2 separate regions of the Homo sapiens genome follow, and region 1 is linked to region 2. Evidence: chromatin loops called from intact Hi-C (ENCODE). Cell type or tissue: mammary epithelial cell. All regions are shown on one strand. Links, peaks and the distances in the headings refer to the core of each region. The heading gives the core; the rest is flanking DNA.

The links. Hi-C counts contacts between places; a loop is a spot of excess contacts. Peaks named below come from ENCODE experiments on the same cell type or tissue, not always from the same donor. Only the 100,000 strongest peaks of a DNase experiment are listed, where the experiment ranks them.
Region 1: a loop joins it to region 2, with 6 times the contacts of the local background. A loop is called at or near these places in 2 of 110 quality-filtered maps.

What each region holds. Positions count from the first base shown.
Region 1 is chr22:37,962,096-37,967,464 of GRCh38, reverse strand. It overlaps POLR2F (RNA polymerase II, I and III subunit F), which reads right to left. Exons shown (of 5, transcript NM_021974.5): 4 at 295-366. Among named protein-coding and RNA genes, the nearest start is that of MIR6820, 2.8 kb to the left of the region's middle. RefSeq lists an enhancer at 2,060-2,559. In mammary epithelial cell, for the core only: a CTCF peak has its summit at 2,097 (motif pointing right); a DNase peak (open chromatin) is centred at 2,124.
Region 2 is chr22:37,750,348-37,755,716 of GRCh38, reverse strand. It overlaps TRIOBP (TRIO and F-actin binding protein), which reads right to left. Exons shown (of 24, transcript NM_001039141.3): 12 at 3,889-3,945; 13 at 733-840; 14 at 527-616; 15 at 58-167. Among named protein-coding and RNA genes, the nearest start is that of H1-0, 52 kb to the left of the region's middle. RefSeq lists enhancers at 1-895, 2,543-3,163, 2,978-4,177. In mammary epithelial cell, for the core only: a CTCF peak has its summit at 3,051; a DNase peak (open chromatin) is centred at 2,936; H3K27ac peaks cover 1,773 bases.

The sequences.
Region 1 (5,369 bases), core at 159-5,158, 210 kb before region 2:
AAGTTTTTATATCAGACAAGAGGGGGAAGAATGACAGAATATTGGTAAGGCCTCCTGCAGCAGGAACAGGGAAATTCCAACAGCCAGAAGACGTCCATGTCTCATCAGTGCCCTCCCACTTTCCCTGCCTCCTCTTCTCTCTTCCTCCTACTTCCTGGTGAGCTGTTCCTAAGGATCTGTAGGAATAAGCATCAACTTCTCCAGCCAGGCAAGTGGGAGCAAAGGGTGCAACAGAGAGCCCAACAGATGCCTCCCAGAGATTTGGAGAAGTGAACCATGATTTGAGTGACTTACTTGAGTTCCTTCATGGCAATGAGCAGAGGATCTGTCTCCCCCTCCAGCTCCACCATCACAGGGGCACACATCCTGTAGGGATAGGGACAGGTGTTAGGGAGACTACAAACCCAGGGAGAAGGGCCCAACAGGCAGTGAGGGTGGAACGGCATCCTGGTCCCCACCTAGAAACGTCATCTTCTAGGTAGGCAGGCACAGTAGGGAGTGGTGTGTAGGGGCACTGCCAGAGATCTTCCCTGGCAGAGGCCTATCACAGACTCCGGAGTCCAGCGGCCACAGCAGAATGTCCTGGTGGAAAGGGAGACATGTGCAAAGGCACACCATTCTAACTGCTCCAACCCCAGAGCCTTGCCTCAGTGCCCAGTGCACCTCATTTCAATTTCTATTTTCTCTCTCTACTTTTTGGAGACAAGGTTTCACTCCCATTGCCCAGACTGGAGTGCAATGGGGAGATCGTGGCTCACTGCAACCTCCACCTCCCAGGCTCAAGCAATTCTCCTGCTTGGGACTACAGGCATACACCACCAGCTATGCTAATTTTTTTATTTTTTGTATAGATGGGTGAAATTAACATTTCGCCATGTTGCCCAGGCTGGTCTCGAACTCCTGGGCTCAAGCAATCCGCCTGCCTCAGCCTTCCAGATTGCTGGGATGAAAGGCATGAGCCACCATGCCCGGCATCATTTCCATTCTCTATAGACACAACACCTCAGTAGAGGCCCTGCCCTTCCTGCCCAGCCCTCCCCACCCTTCACCTGAGGCCAGCAGTCAGGGGGCTCACCTGCTTACAACACTGTCATGACTCCCCTTGGCTATCAGGCCAGAGTGCAGTCTGGTCCCTGTTTGCCTTCCTAGCACAGTCCCGTGCTACTTTCCTGTATTTACTCCACATTCCAGCCATACCAAACTATTTCTGGTTCCCTAGATGCGCCATGTTGTTTCCCTTTTGTGTGCTCTTACAAGCTCTTCCTCTCCCTAAAAACCTGCGAGAGGTTCAGATGTCTCCACCCTGGAAATCGTGTGCTGACTCTTCAGTACCTGGACTCATTTTGCATATACTTTTCTTGGCACCAATCTCATTGAACTGTAACTACTTGTTTGGAAACTTTCCACATTAGACCATGAGCTCCTAGTGGCCCAGAACCACATGTGATTCACCACGGAGGCCCAGCCCCCAGCATAACACTTGGCCCACAGTGGGGACTCTACCACCAAGCAAAGGGATGCCAATTCTAGGCCCATCTCCTCTAGGAAGCCACCCCTGATGATTCCAGCTCAGGTTCACACCAACAAATCCAGAATTAACAGGAGAGCATGCTAAAAAATACAGGTTCCTGGGTCCTTCCCCAGACCCCCGGAATAGAATCTCTAGTGAAGCGGCCTGAGAGCCTGCATTTGCAAAACTGCCCAGATGATTCTGATAATCAGCTAGTCTGAGAGCTACCAGCTTACTAATTTTATTACTAAATATTTCGATTTATATTACTCCCAAAAGCCTGAAAATTTCCCAAGGGCAGAGATGAAGTATTTAACTTTCCCTATATCCTCTCTTAATAAGTATTTAAACTTTCCCAAAATATAAAGCTTTAAAGAATGTGGCAAAATACCTGATCTGCATGTGCCTGCTTTCTTTCAAAATATAAATAATTCAAGGGCATTCACTCATTCCGCACCTATTATGCACATGGAATGTGCAAGAATGTGTCCTTAAGTAATTTAATTTTTCTTGCACCATGGCTTCTACAGAGAAACACATCAACCATCCAGTTAAGAAGTAGATGTGACAAACATCATCAGCCACCAGGTGGTGCTAATGAACCAGACTGAAACCCCATCCAAAACCTACCCAACAAACAGTTGTTCTGGCCAGGTGCAGTGGCTCACGCCTCTAATCACAGCACTTTGGGAGGCTGAGACAGGTGAATCACCTGAGGTCAGGAGTTTGAGACCAGCCTGGCCAACATGGTGAAACCCCGTCTCTACTAAAAATACAAAAAATTAGCCGGCCGTGGTGGCACATGCCTGTAGTCCCAGATACTCGAGAGGCTGAGGCATGAGAATCGCTTGAACCAGGAGGTGAAGGTTGCAGTGAGCCGAGATGGCACCACTGCACTCCAGCCTAGGTGACAGAGTGAGACTCCACCTGCACCTACCAAGTGCAGAGTCCCATTATGGCTGTACAAGAGCTTACAGCAGGCAAGGAGCCACCAGATGGTGTCATAGCCCTTAAGTGGAAAGAGCACTAAAGACTGGAATGAGCTGGATCAAGCTTTGCTCCCCAAGAAAAACAGGACACTTGGCTGGGCACAGTGGCTCACGCCTGTAATCCCAGCACTTCGGGAGGCCAAGGCAGGTGAATCACCTGAGGTCACGAGTTCAAGACCAGCCCGACCAACATGGTGAAACACCGTCTCTACTAAAAATACAAAATATTAGCCAGGCATGGTGGCGTGTGCCTGTAATCCCAGCTACTCAGGAGGCTGAGGCTGGAGAATTCCTTGAACCCAGGAGGCAGAGGTTGCAATCAGCCAAGATCATGCCATTGCACTCCAGCCTGGGCAACAAGAGCAAAACTCCATCTCAAAAAAAAAAAAAAAAGAAAGAAAGAAAGAAAAGAAAAACAGGACACTTGGATTTATGAGTGGCCTGGATGCTGGATGTTGGCCTCAAAACCTTTAAGTGCTGCACACTGCCCACCAAATGAACTCTAATCTTCTGAACCTGTCACTCACAGGACCAGTGTCATCTTCTCCAGCCTTATGCCCCAAGCTGCTTATGATCCCTCATCACAAATCCACAACTGCCTGCCTCCACCTGGACCTTTCCTTGGGCTGTTTCTGGCACCTGGAGTACCCACAAAACCAACTCTCTTTACCTGTCCCCACTAGAATTCTAATCCCTTCACAAGGCTTTCCCAGTCACCTCTGCAATAACTCTCTTTGTACCTTTCATAAAGCACCACTCGCATCTGCCTTGGGTTGTGGGTACCTGTGCACAGGTCTATCTCCCCCACCAGAAAACACCTGGAGGACTGGGGATTATGTCTTTTTTTTTTTTTTTAATTATTTTTGGTAACAGAGTCTCACTCTGTCACCCAGGCTGGATTAGTGGCACGATCTTGGCTCAGTGCAACCTCCGCCTCCCAGGTTCAAGCGATTCTCTTGCCTCAGCCTCCCGAGTAGCTGGGATTATAGGCGCGCGCCACCACACCCGGCTAATTTTTGTATTTTTAGTAGAGACGGGGTTTCACCATGTTGGCCAGGCTGCTCTCGAACTCCTGACCTCAGGTGATCCGCCCACCTTGGCCTCCCACAGTGCTCGGATTCCAGGCGTGAGCCACCGCGCCCGGCTGGGACTACATCTTTAATCATCTCAGCATCCTATCAAGTGCTAATGCAGTATCTTTCTTCAGTGCTGAAAGACTGTTTAACTTGCAAATAAGCAGTCTATTTGTTTTAAAAATAACTTATGAATTCTTCTTTCTACTGGGCCACTTTTAGCCTATATTAGTGTGCCCCATAGAATGCTCTGCAATGACAGAAATGTCCTATCCCCCTGTGCTATCCTTTATGGTAACCAGTAGCCACATGTGGCTACTGAACACACTTGAAATGTGGCTAGTTGTAATCCCAGCACTTTGGAGGCTGAAGCAGGGGGATCACTGGAAGCCAGGAGTCTTTTTGTGAGACCCTGTCTCTACAAAAAATTAAGACATTAGCCACGTGTGGTGGCATTAGCCTGTAGTCCTAGCTACCTGGGAGGCTGAAGTGGGAAGATCACTTAAGCCTAGAAGTTTTGAGGCTGCAGTGAGCTATGATAGCACCACTGCACTCCAGCCCGGGTGATAGAGCCAAACTGTCTCTAAAAAAATAAAAGAAAAGGCTGGGCGTGGTGGCTCATGCCTGTAATCCCAGTACTTTGGGAGTCTGAGGCAGGAGGATCACCTGAGATCAGGAGTTCAAGACCAGCCTGGCCAACGAACATGGTGAAACCCCGTCCCTACTAAAAATACAAAAATTAGCCAGGCGTGGTGGCGGGTGCCTGTAATCCCAGCTACCCGGGAAGCTCAGGTTGGAGAATCACTTGAACCCGGGAGGCGGAGGATGCAGTGAGCCAAGATCACACCACTGCACTCCAGCCTGGGTGACAGAGTGAGACTCCTTCTCAAAAAAAAATAAATAGGCTGGGCGCAGTGGCTCACGCCTGTAATCCCAGCACTTTGGGAGGCCGAGGCAGGCAGATCACAAGGTCAGGAGATCGAGACCATCCTCGCTAACACGGTGAAACACCATCTCTACTAAAACTACAAAAAATTAGCCGGGCGTGGTGGCAGGTGCCTGTGGTCCCAGCTACTGGGAAGGCTGAGGCAGGAGAATGGCGTGAACCCGTGAGGCAGAGCTTGCAGTGAGCCAAGACTGTGCCACTGCACTCCAGCCTGGGTGACAGAGCAAGACTCCGTCTCAAAAAAAATTAAATAAATAAATAAAAGAAAAAGAAGTGTGGCTGGCTAGTGAGAAAGAAACTGAATTTCTAATTTTATTTAATTGTACTTAATGTAAATGGACACATACAGTTCATGGCTACCATAGTTGATGGTGCAGGCCCAGAGGATCCTGACGTTGGTGGCATATTGGGTATGGCTGTCACACTGGGTGTGGCTCTAATGCCATGCATAAGAGCAAGGAGTGCAACCAGGCTGAGAAGAGGTCCGCTACTGAGGAATGGGGGAGAACAATGTTGTCCACCCATAAAACCCTTTATTGAAGTAGACATGATGGTCATCTTTACCCCTACAGGACTAGAGGAGGCAACAGCCCAGTGCTGCTTGAACACTAAGGAGGAGAATGTACAGACAGCATTTGCTGCCCCTGTAAGCACACAGAGTCCACAAATCTGGCCCCAGCTTTCCTTTGTTTTTTTTTTGTTTGTTTGTTTGTTTGTTTTGAGATGGAGTCTCTGTCACTCAGGCTGGTGTGCAGTAGTGCGATCACAGTTCACTGCAGCCTCAACCTCCTGGCCTTAGGTGATCCTCCCACGTCAGCCTCCCGAGTAGCTGGGACTACAGGCGCACGCCA
Region 2 (5,369 bases), core at 256-5,255:
CTCGGGGACGCAAGGGTAAGTGCCTCCCTCAAGGCCCCAGTCCAGCTTAGTACGTACTTGGTGACATCTGGGGCTGAAGTTGGACGTACGGTCTTTCTCAGAGCCTCGATCCAGTTCCGCCGGATGCCTGAGGTCATGGCCGACAAGGTATAGACAGCATCCTTGGTCTGCAAGGCCACCGCATGGGTAGGTTGCCACATGGCCAGCCGCATGACTCCCTCCCCACTATGGACCCCAGGGAGGGTGGCCCTTCCTTCCCAGGATGCATCTAAGGTCTTGAGTCTGGGGTGGGCAGGGGGTACAAAACCTCCCTTCCATTGGCCTGGGAAGAGCCCTGCTGGCTCCAGCGTCTCCCCCAGATATGCTAAGTGTTGGCATCACAGCTCTGGCTCTGAAGATAGGGCCTCTGGGTAAATGAGTGAAGGGATCCAGTCTCCATGGTGAGCCATGTTCAACACCAAAACCTCCCCCAGGGACCTCCAGCCATGCTGCCCACCACCAGCCCCCAAGCTGCACACAGCCTCACGTGGATCTGGAAGCCATAGTTGCGCTGCACCGCGTACTCAGTGACATCCGTGCAGGAACGCAGGTCGATCTCACCATCCAGCTCATCTGCCTGGAGCAAGAGGGCCCACTATGGTCCGTGTGGGCCCTGGTGTGACCCACCCCAGTGAACCCAGCCAGGCCACCCCAGGCCCTTCCGGGGGTTCATCAGTACACCCATGGCCTCACCTCCTCAGCAGTGGAGTCTCTGTAATATTTGAGACTTGAATCTGTCAGCACAAACCAATGTTTCTTCCACTGCGAAGTAGAGGTGGTGGTGAGCGAGGGGGAGGGAGGCTGCAAGGAGGATGGAATGAAAGAGCCAGTGTGTGTGATTGTACAGGTGTCCTGTGTGGCTGCCAAACTCACTATGCTGCACACAGGAGGGGTGGGGAGGCGGAAAATGCCAATTTGAGACCTGGCCCCTCCATTTCCTCTCTGAGCCTCAGGGGTAGCATCTGTGAAATGGATTGGTTTCCCCTCCGTAACCACACCCTCCCTTTCCTTCTTGGAGCTCCTTTTAAGATTGCCAAGGCTCCTCAGGCACCCCGGACCCAGTGCAGACAGGGAGGGGTGATGACCTGTGTAAGCAAGTCAGGGACTCAGCGGGGCCAGGACGTTACGTCTTTTTCCATATTCCCCCAGATCATCACCATGGTCAGGGACAATGGTCCCCTGGGAAGTAGGACTGGATGGAGCCCTGGAGTAGGAGTGAGTGCCAGCCACAATCTGCTGCCTTTTTTTTTTTTTTTTTTTGAGATGGAGGAGTTTTGCTCTTGTTGCCCAGGCTGGAGTGCAATGGTGCAATCTCCACTCACTGCAACCTCCCCCTCCTCCTGAGTTCAAGTGATTCTCCTGTCTTAGCCTCCCGAGTAGCTGGGATTACAGGCGCCCGCCATCATGCTCAGCTAATTTCTTGTATTTTTAGTAGAGATAGGGTTTCATCATGTCAGCCAGGCTGGTCTCAAACTCCTGGCCTCAGGTGATTCACCTGCCTTGGCCTCCCAAAGTGCTGGGATTACAGGCGTGAGCCACCGCGCCCAGATGCACGGTCTGCTTCTTGAACTGTAGGCTGGCTACCCACATCCGCAGCAGGTGAGAGCGCCCTAAGCTGTAAGTTTAGGATTTGTGATTGGGTGCCTTCCTGCAGTGCCTGTCTCTGCTCCAGCTGGGGTTAGATTGGCAGGACATGTAGGAAAGGGGTGGGGGCGCCAGAACAGCCTGATAGTATGCCAAGCCCAGCCCACCTCTGGGCTTCTGGTCACTCCACTGGAATGCCAGTCGCGGCCCGCCCACTGCCAGGGTCAGTGCATATCACCCGGTCCCCAGCCCTCCCAGGGTTCCCTCACATCACCAAGCCCTGTCTGTGCTGTTGGTTGTTTCAAGTACTTAGTTTTCTCTCCTCAAGAAGATGGTAAGTTCTCAAGGGGCATGCAACGACGATACCTTCTGCTTCTTTCCACATTGCCTCCCTGAGAAAAGGAGTTTTGTATCCAAGAGTTCCCTTTCTCTCTGTGTGCCTTTAGGCAAGTGTCTCCACTTTTCTGAGCTTCAGTCTTCTGAACCATAAAGTAGGGCTACTAAGAAGTCCCTATAGCTGGGCGCGGTAGCTCGCGCCTATAATCCCAGCACTTTGGGAGGCTGAGAAGGGTGGATCATCTGAGGTCAGGAGTTCGAGACCAGCCTGACCAACATGGAGAAACCCTGTCTCTACTAAAAATACAAAAAAAAATTAGATGGGCATGGTGGCGCATGCCTGTAATCCCGGCTACTCGGGAGGCTGAGGCAGGAGAATCGCTTGAACCCGGGAGGCGGAAGACACAGTGAGCCGAGGTTGCGCCACTGCACTCCAGCCTGGGCAACAAGAGTGAAACTCTGCCTCAGAAAAAAAAAAACAAAAATAAAAAACAAAAAAAGAAGTGCCTAGACCTTCTGGTGAGGCGAGCGGCGCCCATCCTCTCTTGTGTGGATGGCTGTCATGGCCCTTGGCATAGGGATGGACACCAACCAGGTTGCTGGGTTTGTTCTGGGAGGCCAGGCCTCTTAGAAGCATTTTCCTCTCACTAAGTAAACGGAGTTGCTGCTGCAGACCTCAATTGCCTCTCTGTAAAGTAGGACAGGGGTTCTATGCCAAGAGGTTTCTTTAGCTCTTCCAGGCCTAGCCTATGACTGTCTGAGATGGAAGCTGGGTGGAGCTCCATGGGCCTCAGGTGCGCTGAGTTCTGAGCCTGGGTCTGCCCCAGGTGCTCCTAGGCCTGGAAGAGACCAACACCCTCATGGGCCCGTCTCCTGTCTGTGCACCAAGGGGTTGGGCTGGCTGAATTCCCAGGGCCCTTCCAGTTCGGACATTCCAGAACCCTGTGATAGAGGATGACTAATGGCCAGCTCTGGGTGGGGCCTGTAATCCCTCTGCCCTCCGGGGACCCTGGGTGGGGAGGCCAGGAAGGGGTCACTGGCGGGGTGCCGGGCTTTGTGTGAGCCTAGAGAGCAGCCACCAGGGACAGCGGGCAGGCAGCGGGTAGGGAAGGCTGTGGGCTGGAGGGAATAAAACATGTGGGCCGGAAACACAATGAAATCCCCTCTGGCTCAAAGCCCTCTCCGGCATGCAGGCTGCACGCAGACCAGAGCAGCAGGCGCATGCAGGGCAGGGGTGGGGAGACGCTCCTGCCCAGGCAGTGTGGGCAGGGAGCCAGCCTGGCAGCCGAAAGAACAGAGCTGAGGAAACAGCCACTGTCCCTGCTGGTTCCAAGGACACATATGCCAGAGGAAGGGAAGGGTCTTTAGCTGAGCCCACAGTAAGTGCCAGGAGCTTTGTGGCACCTGTACGTGCTTGATCTCTCTGACCTTGTTATCCACTCTAGAAAGAATCACCATTATCCATTATGCCCATGTCACAGACGTGGCCACTGAGGACTAGAGGAGGCTTTGACTCAACCAGTGGGGATCCAGGTGGGTGAAACCCCAGCACCTGCGCCCTGAGCCCCACCCCCCTCAGACCAGGCTTTAGGAATCTGTGTCTCGGGCCAGACAGCTTCTACGAGCCCTTCCACCCAAGACCCTTGACTCCCACCCAGGCTCCTACTGAGGTGGCAGGGCCAAGAGACTCTTGATGAGATCAAGGGATGGGGCACTGGGTGTGAGGGGCTAGACGGCCCCTTGCTGTGATCCCTTTTACACACTGCAGACTGCTCCAGGAGGCAGAAGCCTAATGGGCAGCCTCCACCCCTCCCAGCCCCACCCCCAGGGTTCTCACACCAGCCCCAGCCCCACCCCCACTCCTGGGCTGCCCAGGGGCCCAGCAGCAGCACAAGCCAGCTTCCTCCCCTCCGGCCTCAGTCCTCTTACCTCTCCAGGCTCGTCCAAGATCGACATCCATCCCTTCTTGAAGTTGAGCAGATCGGGCTGTGGGGAGATGAGGAGGGAGGTGAGTTGGGTCCAGCAGGAAGCCAATGGGGGCTGGTGAGGGGAGCGTGCTGCACCCACCCTGTCCCCAAGTCCTGTGGGACCGAGCTCCTGGGAAGCCAGCCAAGAGGGCTAAGGCCCTAGGTAACCCCCAAGTCCAAGCAGGCCTCCCAGCCACTGAGGCAGCCCTGGCCCCTTTCCTGATAGTGGCACTCAGAGAGCCAAGAAGTTGGGCTGGGTGGCTGGCACACACACCCAGATGTCCCAGGGGCCTCTCTCCAGCCGACCCCTCGCCCAAGAATGGGAGAGAGGGGCTGGGAGGACTCTGCCTGCATAGAGACCCCCTGAGAGCTCAGAGGGCAGTCCAGACCAGCAGCACTGCGCGAACTGTCCAGTTCCTCCCTCTGACGAGGACCAAGTGCCCCACGGACCCTCCCATGGGCCCGCCAGTCCTGTCCTTTCCTCGGCTCCAGGAGACTATGGGAGGTGGAGCCAGTCACAGGCTGGGGTCAGAAACCCTCTGGTCCCCGCCTAGATCTCTTTGGGAAGGGTCAGTCCTGGCAAGCCCTACCTTCTGGGTGCCGCCCAGGGGGGCACAGCCCCGGGGTCTGGGGGCTACCAGCTGCAGCATGTCCCATGGAGACCTGTGCCAGGCACCCCCACCCAGGCCTAGATAAAGAAGTTGCTCATCCTGATATTTTTCTGACCATGCTCATCTAGTGGGTGCCAACCACCAGACCCTCCCTTCCTGCTGGGGAGACCTCTCTCATCTAAGTCCCGGTCCCTCTGCAGTCTCCGCTCCTGGCGCCGGCAGGGAGGAGGTGGCCACCGGTTGCCATGGCTCTGAGCCTACCTATCAGCCCCTACATCGAGGCCTCACCAGGCCAAGGTGTCTGGTTGCCTGCAGAGAACGGGTGGCATGGCTCAGTGGAGTGGGCGGTGACAGTGGCAGCTGGAAACCACAGCCACCCTGCCTGGCCACCTCTCCCGACCCACTCTCCACCCACGGAGCCCCTTCTCAGGTATAGGAAGTGGACCAACCGGGGCTTGGGACAGCTGAAGATCCAGAACCTTCCACAGCCACAGTCGGGGGACCCAGTAGGTTGGCATCCCAGCCCCTCCCTGTATACCTGTCTAAGGGAGAGACACAGGCTCTGCTCACGGCCGAGAACCCCTGGGGCTGCGTTTGTCCCGCTGCTCTGTATTCTGCCCACCCCGTCTTCCACCTGAGACGGAGGCTGCCCAGGGCGATCCCAAGCTAAGAATGAAGATTGGTGACCACACCTGGCTCCACTTCCCCTCAGTCTGGGACCTCCTGTGGCCCCAGGGCCTTGCAGGGGGCTTGACCACAGCAAGGCTCAGGAAAAACTTGCTGAGGAAATATCTACCCCCTGGTCTAAATTTCTGTGCTTTTTGGGCCATCT